Regions from separate parts of the Homo sapiens genome. Here region 2 is linked to region 1. Evidence: chromatin loops called from intact Hi-C (ENCODE). Cell type or tissue: Calu3. All regions are shown on one strand.

What was found. Peaks named below come from ENCODE experiments on the same cell type or tissue, not always from the same donor. Only the 100,000 strongest peaks of a DNase experiment are listed, where the experiment ranks them.
Region 2: it touches region 1 in a loop (4-fold over the local background); 6 of 110 quality-filtered maps call a loop at or near these places.

The regions. Positions count from the first base shown.
Region 1 is chr6:102,618,542-102,621,041 of GRCh38, forward strand. No RefSeq gene overlaps it. Among named protein-coding and RNA genes, the nearest start is that of GRIK2, 1.2 Mb to the left of the region's middle. In Calu3, a CTCF peak has its summit at 1,255; no DNase peak of the experiment used is centred here.
Region 2 is chr6:101,113,787-101,116,286 of GRCh38, forward strand. The region is part of intron 3 of LOC107984041 (a long non-coding RNA gene); the gene reads left to right. Among named protein-coding and RNA genes, the nearest start is that of ASCC3, 230 kb to the left of the region's middle. In Calu3, no CTCF peak of the experiment used is centred here; a DNase peak (open chromatin) is centred at 1,055.

The DNA of each region.
Region 1 (2,500 bases):
AACAGTGTACCAGAAACAGCATTCAGTATAGTGCAAACTTCATAGGATGTAAATGTGTGTGTTCCCATCATATCTGCATTTAATTCAGTACTTTACACCCTGCAAAAACATATAGATCAAAATAGATGACAGTGGTCTATCCTAACCTTAACTGTGTGATAACTTCAACTATGGCTGCCCTAATGAATATGGTATATTTACTAAAACAGATCACGCAACTACTCGGCATGTGGTCATTGATGTATTCTTACTAATCTCAATCCAGCAGGAGAATCAAATTCAGCTTGCATTCGTTTAGAACAGACTGCAGTACACATTAACTTCACCCATTCATGAATTCACACTTCAACAGCTATATTATTTATCCTACTCTGTGTTACAATAAAGTGTAAAGGAGGCTAGATCTGGTGCATAATGTAGAGATGATCGTGCTGGTCTTCTATACTGATGATACCTAAATCCATTGTTAAGTTTTGAGTGGGGCTGAGAGCAAGAGAAGAGCCTGTATCAGTTTCAAACTATGGCACTAAGTGGTGCTGTCACTTGAGCCATCTAATTTTGCAAATGCCACAAAGCTATATATATCTATGGAAGATAAGGGTGTTATGTAGAATCTCTGTCCATCTCAGTAGAGAATTCTGAGATTATCAGGCAGTGTCATATTGGGTGCAACACAGAGTTATTAAGCAGTTGAAATAAGGGGCTATGTTTCTACTCTGACATGTTAGTAGTTTGGAAGTCAACACTCCTATCCTTAAAATAACAAAAAAAAAAAACTGAACTGTTCAAGCTGAAAAACAAGTGTTCTTGCATGTATTGAGATTAGAGGGCAAGCAGATGCCCAAAACTGAATATAGAAGCAGACAGAGAACACAACTTACCTGGAGCAAAAGCCCAGGAGCAGAAGCCATTGCTGGGGCCAACATCAGTAGAAACACTTAAACTATAATTGAAGACTTATAGGAGGCTCACTGTGGGCCATCTTCAGATAGTCAGACTCTGAGGAGTCCAGCCACAAATGAGTTTTATTTTCGAGAAGTCCACCATGCTCTCATATAAAACTGGAGAAATTTTTTTTTCTTGCTTTGGGAGGAGAAAAATAATGCTCTGACATATGCCCAGATAATTCCATTCTCCTTAATAAAGGCTTTCCCTCAAAAGAAACTATTTTACTAAACTCACCAACCTTGGCTTTTACTCGTATAACCAAAGGTGGGGGGGAAAAAAATACATAACTCCAGCGCCCTCTAGCTTTAGACATGGGGGAAGAGAATTAATAATAACAGTTTAACACTGGTTCATTCCTCTGTATCACTGAGTAGTGTTTCATTTTATGAATTATAACAGCTTAACAATTTACCAGTTGAAGGGGATCTGGATTGTCTGCAGTTTCTGGTAATTATGAATAAGATACTGTAGATATCTGTGTACCATTTGGAGGATGAATATAAGTTTTTATTTTTTATGGAGTGATATCTAGATGTAGGATCACTGAATTATGAATTACATTGTAGGCATATATTTAACTTTATAAGAAACTAACAAATTATTTTTTAGCTGATTAAATGATGACTATACTATACTATAATGTACTATACTCTACTATGGCCCAGTAAGCAATATAAGAGATTTCTATTTGCTCTGAGTTCTTGACAGAAACAACCAAAATTGTGTACATATATGTATAGTAAGTTATATATAATAGTTATATATAGTAATTATATATTTTTATATCATGTATATGTAGTAATAACTTTGTGGTGGTATCTTATTGTGGTTTAAAATTTGCATTTTTTGTGGTCATTTGACACCCATATGTCTTATTTGGTAGAGTGTTTGTTCTTATTTTTTGCCCATTTTTCAGTTGATTATTTGTTTTTATTTTTGAGTTTTGGGAGAGTTTTATATTTTCTTGATATAAACCTCTTTATTAGAAATGTGATTTTCATATATGTTTTCCCCATGTGTAGCTGATCTTTTTGACTATGAAGTTATTTTGTAGAGGAAAGCTTTAATTTTGATAAAGTCCAATTTATCTTTTCTTTCATTAATTATGCCTTTGCTGTTGTATCTTTAAAAATCACTCTCAAGGCCACAGTCACACAGAATTCTTCCTTACTGGTGTCCAGTTCCATCTAACCCATGTGAGTCCATGTTCGTGTCTTTTATTTCCTTCAAGCACTGTCTCTCCTTAGATTTTGAGACAGTTTACTGCTCTGCTAACTAAGCATGCTCTGAAGCATTAACAAAATTCATCACTTTAACCACTGTTCTATTATTTTTTGATGGGAGGGGAAGACTGCTCACAATACTGATTCCAGCTCTCTAATCACAATGAAAGATAGGAATCTATATACAGATTCTTTTTCTTTTTTTAAAATTTGTTATTTCCATAGGTGTTTGGAGAACAAGTGGTATTTGATTACATGAGTAAGTACTTTAGTGGTGATTTCTAAGATTTTGGTGCACCCATCCCCTGAGCAATGTAAACTGAACCCAA
Region 2 (2,500 bases), 1.5 Mb before region 1:
AATCAAGTGTATTTTCAGAGCAGCAAATACAATATTAGACCTTGAGTATATGGACTGGATAAGGAGGGCAGTGAGTCCAGGTAGGGACTGACAGAAGGTGCAGAAAGTAAAGGGGTTAATGGATTCGAGGTTTCACTGTGGCTGGTGGAATAGGTTAGTGGGTGTACTTGAGAGACTGAATAGGAGAAATATATGTGAGTGGGAGGTTTGAAGTGAGTTTTCAGAAATGTTGCAGCTTCTGTTGATGACAAATGGGACAATGGGAGTAGGTGGCTGAGGTGGAGGGGAAGGCATTGGAGTTGAGGAGGTTGAAGAGCTGAGCAGCCGTGGTTCATCAAGTGGATGTTGATGATATTGAAAACGATGATAGGGTGGGTCTAGAAAAAATTGTGAACAAGAGTTAAAATATTCAACAAATGGTTGTGAATGAGCAGGGATTTGTCAGATGGTTGCAACAAGTATAGTGGGGATAGAGTGACACATCTGCTTAGCAGGAGCTCAAAGGATCAGAAATTTTTGTAAGAGGGAGATATAGATAAGCAACGGGAGGCAAGAAGAGCAGCCATCATGGCAGGGTGTGATCAACAAATGAAAGAGCTTTTCCTCAGGGGGGTTTCAGGGCAAGTAGTATCCAACAGACTCCTTTTAAAACAAGAGGCAAAGAAATGTTCCAAGAAGAGGATAAGAAGAGCTTACTGATTCCAGACAGGAGATCCAGAGGGCACAGTGGGAGGGTTTAGGGGAAAGGGAGAGCAGAAGTGGGAGGCTGGGTCACCTTAGGGGCTTTTTCAGCTAAGAAAGTGCATAATAATATATAACTAGGAAGAACATTTAGTGGCAAAGGAATTGGAAAAGAATCTTTTCCTGTAGTCATCTAGTATATCTGCATTCTTGTTTCACATTTGGCATCATCTTCACTTTTCTGACCCTAATTTGCTACCATCTTTCTTGTGTCCTGTCTTTTGCTATAGAAAGAAAAGCAGTTTGCCAGTATTGGCATTTCTTACCCACACTAGATGTCACTGTTGCTTGCCTCCTAATTTCAGTCCTATGGCTTATTCAATGTGACTGTTCAGTGGCAGTGATCTCTCCCGGCCACCCTTTGCCTTACCCACACAAAGACACACACACAAGATTTAATGAGACTGGTGCTTATAAAACCACTGAGGTGTTAAATAGCTTAGGGTTAAACAGAACTTCTTATGTATGTATTCTAAGAAGCTTATTAGTTTTTTTCTGCATTTAGGAATTAAAGGCTGAGTGAGAACTCAGACTGGAATTCTTAACAGAAAACACATCTATTTCCTCCTGTGAAAATATGGCATTTTATACTTAAATTCAAACTTGGTTAATGAGCTGCCCCCTCATCCTCTGTTGTTGGGAGCAGGAAGCCTGGTGTGAAATCGCACTTGGTTACCTTCATTACCTTGATGTGTGGTGAGTAAATTTCCTGTCCTGAGCCTGGTGTGGTGTTACCATATGAGGTTGTCTTCTATGGTCTGATTTAGGTGTGCAATCCTGGGTGATTTCTTAGTCCGGGGAGCGTGAGAGACCCTGCTAGCAAAGGAGAGTTCAGACTGTTATCTGGGAAACTGGCAGAGGCTACAAACAATGTATGTCCCTTGTACTGGCAGAACCAGAAGTTGCTGGGGGCTGCAGAGCATTTTCTTTCTTTCTTACTGGCAGAATCCTACTCAGGAAAGGGGAGAAACTTTCAGAAAAGGGAGTGAGGGGTGCGTGGTAGAAACCATTATCTTTTGAATCATACATTCAGTCAATTAGTCAGGTAACAAATATTTATTGAACTACCATGTGTCAAGTATTGTTTAAGGCACTGGGGACACACTGGTAAACAAACCTGAATTGGTCCTGCATGCATAGAGCTTAACTCCATTGGGGAATGGGAAAGAAATAAATATGCAGCATTTTTTTTCAGAAAACTGCTCTGCAGAAAATAAAACAGTGATGAGATAGAAAGTACTTGGGTGGTGGTGACATCTAAGAGGGGTCCTGTCTGATAGGATACAACAAGGAAATGATCTGGGGGAAGGAGGTAAGTCATGCAGAGGGAAATCTGACTTGGAAGTCCATTTGGAGAAGTCTTCAGCTTGTTCACACAATAGGCAAGGGTAAAGGCATTCAAGATGGAAGTTGAAGTACAGAGTATGTGGGACCTTGTGTGTCACATGGACGGGGCTTAGATTTTATTCTAAGTGCAGAGGCAGATGAATGAAAGTTTCGTGAGATGCATTGAGGTGATTTGATGTATGCTTTTAAAAGATCACTCAGGATGATGACTAGAGAATGGGTGGGAGCCAGTGTGAAGAGCAGGGAGATCCCTTAGGAGGCATGAGCAGTGGGGCAGGGGAGAGAATGATGGGTTGCGCTAGGTTGCTGGAGGTAAAGATTTGCGATTACTCCTTTAATGATGAGCAACTTTTATGCATTAATCTGACTTCTTATAGTCTGTAACTTGGAAGTTTCAGGATTCTTTTTCCGT